Regions from separate parts of the Mus musculus genome. Here all the other regions are linked to region 1. A link is a loop called in an ENCODE intact Hi-C map of the cell type or tissue named here. Cell type or tissue: left cerebral cortex. All regions are shown on one strand.

What was found. A loop is a pair of places that touch in the nucleus more often than their neighbours do. Peaks named below come from ENCODE experiments on the same cell type or tissue, not always from the same donor. Only the 100,000 strongest peaks of a DNase experiment are listed, where the experiment ranks them.
Region 2: it touches region 1 in a loop (3-fold over the local background); 7 of 42 quality-filtered maps call a loop at or near these places.
Region 3: it touches region 1 in a loop (5-fold over the local background); 7 of 42 quality-filtered maps call a loop at or near these places.
Region 4: a loop joins it to region 1, with 5 times the contacts of the local background. A loop is called at or near these places in 8 of 42 quality-filtered maps.

The regions. Positions count from the first base shown.
Region 1 is chr5:147,184,776-147,187,275 of GRCm38, forward strand. No RefSeq gene overlaps it. Among named protein-coding and RNA genes, the nearest start is that of Gsx1, 2.7 kb to the right of the region's middle. In left cerebral cortex, no CTCF peak of the experiment used is centred here; DNase peaks (open chromatin) are centred at 1,505 and 2,283; H3K4me3 peaks cover 605 bases.
Region 2 is chr5:147,273,715-147,276,214 of GRCm38, forward strand. Pdx1 (pancreatic and duodenal homeobox 1) reads left to right here. Exons shown (of 2, transcript NM_008814.4): 2 at 666-2,134. The coding sequence ends at 1,111. Among named protein-coding and RNA genes, the nearest start is that of Plut, 3.4 kb to the left of the region's middle. In left cerebral cortex, no CTCF peak of the experiment used is centred here; no DNase peak of the experiment used is centred here.
Region 3 is chr5:147,265,647-147,268,146 of GRCm38, forward strand. The region is part of intron 1 of Plut (PDX1 associated lncRNA, upregulator of transcription); the gene reads right to left. Among named protein-coding and RNA genes, the nearest start is that of Pdx1, 3.2 kb to the right of the region's middle. In left cerebral cortex, no CTCF peak of the experiment used is centred here; no DNase peak of the experiment used is centred here.
Region 4 is chr5:147,303,464-147,305,963 of GRCm38, forward strand. The region is part of intron 1 of Cdx2 (caudal type homeobox 2); the gene reads right to left. Among named protein-coding and RNA genes, the nearest start is that of Cdx2, 2.5 kb to the right of the region's middle. In left cerebral cortex, no CTCF peak of the experiment used is centred here; no DNase peak of the experiment used is centred here.

The DNA.
Region 1 (2,500 bases):
GTAAATCTTGGACCACGTGCAGAAATCCAAGGGTGTCAGTTCAAGTCTCCATGACTGGGTCTCACCTCATCTTCCTGTGCACACCCATTGTCACGGTCCTCAATCTCCTTGGGGATCTTCCTCTCCTGGTTGCAGTCAGCATTCCCTGACACCCCTGGCCTCTTGTTTCTGCTCATTGGGACAGCTGGCAAGCCCCTGGGCCAGCTGTCTAGACACCTGCTGCTCAGGAGACAGAATCTTTCCTTACAACAGGAATTCTCTGGTACCTCAGCCAAAAATAAAATAAAATAAAATAAAATAAAATAAAATAAAATAAAATAAAAAAAAAAGGCAGAACTGTGCTGCTATTTCCTAGGCGTGGACTGTATGTATCTCTTCCCCTTCCAGCTCAACCTCCTCTTTTCTATAAACAGGAAACATCTCAGACATGAAGTCTTTCTCCGTAAGAACTACCTCGAATGGAAGCCATTTTGTCTCTAGAACCTGCCTCGGAGGCTGGGGGTGGATGGGGCATTCTTAGGTTTGTCTGATAGTCAGTTAACAAACACATTGAGGTCTTATGAAGGCCCAGATCCCGGGAATGAGGGAGGACCCGCAGATTCCAAGACCCTTGACCTCCTGGGTCTCACCACACACGTCTGCCAGTCCAGTCAGGCTCCTCAGGATCCAGGTAGAATTAGGCTAGGCGGACACGGCAGAAAATCCAAGGAAAGTCCTGCTTCCGGGTGAGTTCTTTCACCTTGATTTATTCCCCCAACAAATAAGCCTATTATGAGTTAGGGAGTTTTTGCAACAGATACAGCAGACCCTCATTCTTCCAGAACACGGATTTCAGGATGGTGAGGGAGCCAGAAAAGTGAAAGAGCAAAAGGCACAACCAACTTAGAAGTTGCTTCTGAGGCAGAAGCTTCTGAGGTAGAGAGGGCAGGGAGACGGATGGTGTTTTAAATATGGCTTCTATGAGAAGGCAAATGATCTTTGAGGGATGGAGATGGGGAAAATCCACATTTATGCTTTTTTTTTTCCTTCCTGCAAATATCTCACAAGGGAGGCCGCGGTGTGCACGGGGAAGAAAAGGCCGGGATCGCAGAAACGGTTCCAGTTTGAGCCGTACCTGATGGACACTTGAAAACCGGCTGGGGGCGGGGAAGCGGGCGCTGAGGCCCAGGGGCTGGGGGGGGGGGGGCGACGATGGGGGGGGGGGGGCTGTCGCAGGGCTGTCAGGCTAATCCGGCTGCCTGCTCCCACCCTGCCCCTCCCTAGGGGGCGTTTGTTCCGCGGAGAACAGTTCAGCCGAAGGGAGCTCGGCCTGGAGCTTTAAGTAGAAAAGCAGCTCCGCTGCGGGGAAGACCACAAGAGGAACTGGGGAACGCAGAGGCAGAAGGCAGGGCGACAGGGCCACCGTGCGCCCGGGGAGCGGACCTAGCTGCCCGTACTGCTCCACGAAGCAGAACTTTTTATCAAGTGATTGCCTGGTGCAGCGGTGACCTAGGAACACCGAGCAGGGAGTCCATTACCCATCGCAGAGTTTGGACATAGCCAGGTTGCCAGCGCCTTCTCTTCAGGCCGGGTGAAAACACCCTGGGACAGGTCAGTCCCTGCCCGGGACTCCCCCGTTCCGAGTTACACAACCAACCGTTTCACCATTTCGGCACAAACCCCGGTCCACTGTGGGGCCGCACATTAAAAAGTGTTATTCGCTTTGAAGGTTTTGTCTAATGGTTCTAAACTGAAAGAAAATGTTTTCCTATTACTTAATTCAATCATAGCGAAGAGACTTGGTAAAAAGCCCACGGATTTTGTCCCAAAGTGTGACAGAGTTCTCTTTGTGTTTGCTTATCCTCCGCTGTCACACACTTTAATTCGCCTCTCTTTATCTGGCATTCAAAACTTTCTTCAATGACATTCAATAAGGTCTAGGGGCTGGAGGGAGAGGGGGAAACTGGTTATTCTCCCCCCCCCCCCCCCATATTCTTTCCCAGTAGCTTTGGCCTTGCTTGTATTCAAGGGCTCTTAACCCTTTCCTCGCTTGGGGCGTTCGGCAGCTCCCAGGAGAGCCCTTGCATTGGCACCTCGGCTGACTTGCCAGCTTTGGAGCGCAGCAGCCTCCCCCTTCTACCCTCGGGCAGCGTCCACACCCGTTCCGCCCTAACCCGCCTCAGCCCAGCGGGGAGCCCCTCTCTAGTCTCAGCTCTCCCGCCACCCAGCCCAGCCCAAATTTCCCAGAGAGCAATTAGAACGGGAATTAGGCTGCATTGATGCGTACCGGCTGGTTTGCGGGAGCTTTGGGGCCGAGACCATAGCTTGGGGGCACCGCATGCCAAGCACCAGGGGACCACTGAGCCCTCACTCTTGCTAGATGGCGAGATGGCACGCCCTCCACGCAGGTTAGCTCCCCCTATGGCGACCCTCCCATTGTCGAGGCAGTTGCTCTCACACACACCCTCTCCCATAACAAATCATCTTTGATTTTTTTAACCAGTTGTTTGTGGCGGCTCGG
Region 2 (2,500 bases), 89 kb after region 1:
GAGTTGTTACATTCACTTAAAATTATTTTTGAGACTCATTTACGTTGCTGTTGCTGACCTGGAGCTAGCTAGGCAACCAAGCTCGCCTCCGGGGCTGCCTCCCCCTGCTTCTGCCTCCAGAGAACCAGAATTAAAGACCTCGCCACCAGTAAAATAAGTTAACATGTTGAGCTTAGCATTGTTTTAATGAAACAGGGAATAAAGAGGAAATTAGCATTAATTGTGGTAAAAGCTTATTCTAGAAATGTTTCTTGGATATATATATACCTATGAGGATGAGATAGTAATCAGACTGAACTGAACTGGGTCAACATCAGAACGTTTGTTTAAAATTTTGCATTTAAGGCATATCCTTAAGTAGAAAGGAGTTGATCATTTTTTTATTATGTGCATTTTAACATCAATTAAATGAACTAATTTTGAAACCACTGGTTGCCAGTTCCAAGTGTGATATTGAGATGAGAACCGGCATGGCTATGGCCTGAGAAAAGGGCTCCATTGCTTAGGGAAGACTCTGGTGGAACCGCAGTGGGTCTCTGGAGCAATGGGCTGCGGCTGGATTCAACAGCTGCGATCAGTAGGAGGGCTGTTCCTGGCCTGGGAATAAAATATTTGAGCTTCATGGGGCCCCGGGGAACCTCACTGACCGATTGTATCACCCACAGGAGGTGCTTACACAGCGGAACCCGAGGAAAACAAGAGGACCCGTACTGCCTACACCCGGGCGCAGCTGCTGGAGCTGGAGAAGGAATTCTTATTTAACAAATACATCTCCCGGCCCCGCCGGGTGGAGCTGGCAGTGATGTTGAACTTGACCGAGAGACACATCAAAATCTGGTTCCAAAACCGTCGCATGAAGTGGAAAAAAGAGGAAGATAAGAAACGTAGTAGCGGGACCCCGAGTGGGGGCGGTGGGGGCGAAGAGCCGGAGCAAGATTGTGCGGTGACCTCGGGCGAGGAGCTGCTGGCAGTGCCACCGCTGCCACCTCCCGGAGGTGCCGTGCCCCCAGGCGTCCCAGCTGCAGTCCGGGAGGGCCTACTGCCTTCGGGCCTTAGCGTGTCGCCACAGCCCTCCAGCATCGCGCCACTGCGACCGCAGGAACCCCGGTGAGGACAGCAGTCTGAGGGTGAGCGGGTCTGGGACCCAGAGTGTGGACGTGGGAGCGGGCAGCTGGATAAGGGAACTTAACCTAGGCGTCGCACAAGAAGAAAATTCTTGAGGGCACGAGAGCCAGTTGGGTATAGCCGGAGAGATGCTGGCAGACTTCTGGAAAAACAGCCCTGAGCTTCTGAAAACTTTGAGGCTGCTTCTGATGCCAAGCGAATGGCCAGATCTGCCTCTAGGACTCTTTCCTGGGACCAATTTAGACAACCTGGGCTCCAAACTGAGGACAATAAAAAGGGTACAAACTTGAGCGTTCCAATACGGACCAGCAGGCGAGCTGGACCGGGTGCCTTTGTCTGCCCAGAAACAGAACGGCTGAGCAAGCTAAGGTTAAGAATAACGAAAGGCGGCTGTTGGAGGTTTCAAAGAGAGCGCTTCTTCCAATCCCCCCTCCTCTTCCCCCTCCCTCACCTCCTTTTCCTTATTTCCCTTTCCTAGAGTCGTTCCCCCTCTTCAGCCAAATATTTCATTAATCTCTATCCTTCAACCTATACCATTTCCTTTGAAAATCAGAAATTCTTCACACCCGGACCTCCTCGTGCCCCTAATGGGACCTCCAGGGTCCTGAGGGACAAAGATGCAGAAGGACATTTGAAGTTTCTGTTTTAGAGCGCGAATATCCTCCTGAAAGGAAGGCAGGTGCCCTGGTACACCTTGGAAAACTAGTCACAACGCCCTGAATTAGAAGATGGGAGAGAGGAGCAGGGCAAAACTGGTTGTTTTCATTTAAAGCATTAAATTAACCATTCTTTGCCAACAGGTCTACAATTTGAAGTCAGTCAGTTGCTCCTTTCAAGGTCTGAGCCTTGTCTTTAGGCTGTTTGTGGAAAATGCTTAATAAATATGAATAGCAAGAGAGGGGTTGAAGGCAACCTGGCTGATTTCAAACCTTCCTAGAGGTCGATGTTTCCATTTCATTTTAAAATCTTAACTAGCGTTTTTTCTGATTAAAAAAAAAATCTTCTTTGATGGCCGTGGTGGTGCACTTCTTTAGTCCCAGCACTTGGGAGGCAGAGGCAGGCAGATCTCTGGGTTTGAGCCTGGTCTATGAGTGAGCTTCAGGATAGCCAGGGCTATGCAGAGAAACACACTCTTGAAAACTGACAGACAGCAGAGCCCTTGTATTAACCACAAAGCTGAATTGATTTAGTTGGCTTCAAATTCCTTTCCTTATGTTCTGAAGGCAACTCCCAAATGAGAGGGGAGGAGGCTAGGCAGTTTGTTTACTTATTTAGTTTAATAATTTGTAGTGTTTCTTAGAGAATATTCTTAGAGTCACACTGGTAGAAAGAAACTCTCTTAATCAAAAATGTGTGTTTTCCCCCCTCTCTTTAG
Region 3 (2,500 bases), 81 kb after region 1:
ACATGTATGTATGTATGTATGTATGTATGTATGTATGTATGTATGGGTGTGTGCATGTGAGTGCAGATGCTTGTATAGCCCAGAAGAAGTTATGGGTGCCTGAAGCAGGAGTTATAAGCAGTTGTGAGCTACCTATAGAGAGATGGAAACCAAATTTAGGTCCTCTACAAAAGAATTGTGTGCTCTTAACTGCTGAGCTGTCTCTTCAGCCCTCAAATCCATCTCCACCACTGAGTCTGACTCCCCCCCCCCAAACAAGCACACAGTAGGTGTTCTCTAGGCATGTAATCAATAAATAACATTGAAACCAATAAACCATTCAAAATATCAGAGGTTGAGAGAGACAGCAGGTGGGACCTGGCAGTGTGGAACACAAAAGAAACTTGAAAAAAAAGAGGAGTCCCCAAGAGTGGGACACAGTCAGAGGCATTGGAGGGGAAGGAGGCAGAGGGGAAATGTTAGTAGACGCTTGCTATAGAAGACTTAGAACAGACAGGCAGCAGTGAGGCAAAGACGATTGGACACTACACATCTAGTTTGAAAAAAAAAAAAACAGAGCTTGGGTGGAATCAGGCTAGAGGGGTAGGTATGCAACTTCTAGGGGAGGCCACAGAGACTGGGGGCAGGGGGCCCAGCAGCTGACCTTGAAGCTAATTGAAGGACACAGAGGGATGAAACCTAAACCCAGCCACCACTGGCTGGCTCTTGAGGAGCAAGCATGTAGCCAACCCAGGGACCTCCAGAGTCCCTGTGCTTGCTGCCTCTTCTACCCTCACAACTCAAGCAAATAGGATACATTGTAAGAGCACTGTGAGACCGCCCTCCATTTTTAAGCTGTATTTACATGCTGGCTAGTTTGTGTCAAGGAGGCACAAGCTGGACTCACTTGGGAGGAGGGATTTGCAACTGAGTAAATGCCCCCACCAGATAGGTCTCCCGACAAGCCTGCGGTGCCTGTGTGCTTTCTTGATTGGCAGTTGTTGTGGGCAATACCACCTCTGGGCTGGTGGCCCTGGGGGCTATAAGAAAGCAGGCTGAGCAGGCAGTGAGGAGCAAGCCAGTAAGCAGTGTCCCTCTGTGAGTGGGGCCTGATAGTTGTAAGCTGGAATAAACCCTTTCCTTCCCCAGTCGCTTTTTGTCATGGTGTTTTATCAAAGCAATAGAAATCCTAATAAAGCTGAAACGATCTGATTGTAGAGTGGTGGGTTTGGCTGCTGAATTCTCTGGAACATCATTTCAGCATTCTGCTTGGGATACTAGAATTGTTTTGCCCTAGAAAGCAACTGAACACAGCATCCTAACTTCCAGGTCCCTCCTCCCTGCTGTGATTCAGATTCGGGATCTGGATTGAGTCCCTGAGCAAACTCTGCTGGGCATGCTTCCATGCCACTACCATTCTTGCTATCATAAGCGAGGGGGAAAAAAAAAATCAGTCATGAACATAGTACTCTCATGAAATATACATGGTTTGCTTTCTTGGGTTTTCTCAACTCAGGGCATAATTTTATTTAATTTTTAATAGCAAAGTAATTTTTGGGATGAATATGGTTTTAAAAATTAAAGTTCGTGTAATCCTATCTTTGCCTGCAGTTGAGAATAGACTCACACACACACACACACACACACACACACACACACTCACTCACTCACTCATTGGGCTAAAATAGCTTAATTCCTACAATCTAGTCCAAACCAGCCTTTGGCTTGCCTGCAAAACCACTAAGAAGGAAGGCCAGGGCTGGGACAGAGTCTCAGCAGAAGTGGAAGGAAGAGAGGAGGCAGGGTACCTCCAGTATCAGGGAGGACTATCAGGACGTCCTGCTAATAAAAGACTTTTTCACTGTCCACAGTATAATTGGTTTACAGCCGTTTTTGTTTATTTATCCATAAGAGCTGCTGTTAAATGGCTCGGGAAGGCTCTTGCCTAATGGCTGGGTATCTCAGAGGCCTTCTGGAGGCAGAGGAGGGCACAGGCGGCCTGGATTCAGAGCGGAAATGCGTATCACCCATAATGGATTTAGCCACCTGATGGTGCTGGGAGCCAGAGAGGCAGAGAAAGAACCTCAGAGTTCTGCTGTATGTAACCATTAGCCAAATCAAAAGCTGGGCTGACTTTGGCCTCTCTAAAGGTATACTAAATAGCTGTTGGATCTTTGTTTCCTAAATCCCTTTTAAAGGAAGGAGATGGCTGAAAACATTAATTCTGAAATCAAAGAATGTGCCTCTGTATACACACACACACACACACACACACACACACACACACACACACACAAATCCACACACACATATGGTGGGAAATCCTTCCCTCAAGTTTTTGCTCATCCTGTGAGAATTTATTTATTTGTTTCCTGTGAAAAGCAGCGAGCTTGTTTTTCTGCTGAGAAACCCTTTTCTTTTTGCAAAGCACAGCAAAAATATTAAATGGGAATAAATGAAGCGTCGAGATGGAAGCCAATTTACCAAAATGCATGCAATTAGACCAGAAGTGCTAAGCAAA
Region 4 (2,500 bases), 120 kb after region 1:
ACTCACAGGATCCTGGGGAAGGGGGGTGTAAGCCTGGAGGCACAACTAACCTGAAAGGAACACCTCTCACACAGCACCCCTCCTTTCCATAAATCAAATATAGTATATTTAGGATCAGAAAAAAGGGCGGTGGGAAAGTGACCAGAGTCCCCAGGAATATCAATATCCACATTTTCAGACTTGTTAGAAATGAAACAGCAGGCCACTTTGAAAATACCTGGGATGTGGCGTCAAGGTAAGCGGGTAGTTACCTTTTGTTTCAATATAGTGGAAAGATGGATGCATGGGCTGGCAGATCCCCACCAGTCACCAGTACCACACACAAAGTCCTGCCCTGGAATTCTGAGTGCTATCTCCATGTTGTCAGGAGGAAAATCCTTCTACTTGGAACGCGTCTCACCTGCCCAGCTAGGTTTGGCCTGGGGCATTCTTTCTTTTTTAATTTCCCATTTATCCCCCGAGGCAACTATCCTGACCAAGTGACCTGTGATCATTGGATTGAGTCAACATATTAAATCTTGGATTGATTGTTTTACTGAAGGACCTTGACAAATAGCGCGGGGCTGCTGGATCAGGCAGGAGTCTGGCTATTCAACCCGGTTAAGTCGGGGATGCTTCAATGGACAGAATGCTGGCCAGGAACTGTTCCACGTCCAAAGTTGGAGAGGTCTCACATCAAAACAGATAGATTTTAGTGCTCAGTGCCTAGTTGAACAAGGAGATCTAAGGGGTGGGAGTTGCCCAGGGGTGTTTAAGGCCCCGCAGGCTGACTTTGTTCAGGTAAAAACCTTTGCAAACCACTACAAAAGTGTCCTGGGAAGATACAGGAGGGATCAGAGAGAGGTCCCCCCGCCGCTGAAAGGGGAACACAGTCGCAAACAATGCAAGACAAGGCGATCTTATCAAAGAAAAGCGCTTTCAATGCCTTAATAACAACCGCATTCTGTTTGAATTACCACTACTGAGCAAATGGCGGCCTCAGCTTTCATCCCCTTCCCCGCCAGGAGCATTAACATAAACACAGCCCCGCAGGCGCATTTGAATGGGCGCTGCGGCCCCGACCCCGCGCCTGCTTTGGAAGTAAAGGGATCCAACCGGTCGGGAGCGGGCTCACTGGAGCCTGTAACACACTCGCTAGTGCCCCACTCCACAGAAGACGACAGAACCAAATCTTAAGTGTGCAGACCGAATAGCAAAGAGCTTGTAGTACTAAAGAAAACTATCAGACCTGGGAAGCGAGGCGCAGAACAATTTCCCACAGCGGTCCTCGCCCTAGAACGGATGCTGCTCTTAGAGCACCACGCGCTGGCTGAGGAACGCAAAGATGGTCCGTGAGCCCTGCGGTCCGCTCCCCAAGGGCTTGCAGGCGCCCCGCACCCCCTGGGAACCAAGGAGGGGGGCTGGAAGAGGGGAGGGATGAGAAGGAGTTGTCAGAATTCATTATTGACTGCGAAAGTCACCACCCTCTTTCCGGGCCCTAAAAGAGACAATGGCAGGGCTGAAAGGTGTACATCAAAGCCGGCCGGGCGGCGTACACGCCTCTGCCCCTTGACAGATGACGCTCTGCAGAAGAGTCGGGCTCCGGCACTGCGGGCCACAGCTTCCCTACATTAACATCACAAGGGCGCCCGGCGCCGACAGCGGTCTTGCCACCTCGGCGCGGGACTTCACAGCGACCTCTCATCTGCTGACCCCGCGGCCTGGGCTCCTGAGGTTCTCCTCCCCCTCCCAGGACCCTAGTCTCGGACCACCCACCCCCTGAACGCAAAAGTTCTTTCGGAGGGCTAAGACCCCTACCGGCGATCCTCCGCTCACTACCTTTCAGGCAGGCTTGGGAAAGTAGGGTTTATGCGGAGAACCGGTTTAGGAGTAAGTCCTCCTGGAAATGACAATGTCAAAGCCCACTGGAGGCTAATCTGGAGACTTCACTCCGGCAGCATTGCCCACCAAGATGTTGACGGGGTGTGCGCAGTGACGCAGAAGTGTCCAGCGACAGGCCCCCAAGTGCCGCTCTGATTTATACGGCTGTAATTGGCTATAAACCTCCTCAAAGTGGCCATAACCCGGGCATGTGGCCTGGCTGTGCCAACAAGGAGCAAATCCAGAGAAGCGGAAGCTCAAAGAGCTGGAGAAGGCTTCACGGAACAACAAAAAAGGGGGGACTCTTAGTACCACTCCCTGTCACACTTTGCTCACTTCCTTCCCACTCCTATACACATCCGGACATCAGAAAGGGCAAACAGAGCTTGTGAGTCCCACAGACCGGCAATCTCGGGTCTTTCGTGAAAAATCTCCCGAATCCAACACACAACACTCTCAGACACACGAGATTCTAGAAGGGAAGGGTCAGGAAGAAACCTTCTTAAGAAGCCGAGTCCGCTGTGATGCTAAGAGAGGATTTCTATGAGAGACTTTGCTTGGCAGAGAGAGGGAAGAGTCAGGGACCCTGGAGTTCCCCCACTTCCTCCGAGGCTTCTGGGGGGCTCCGCCTTCTCTCCAG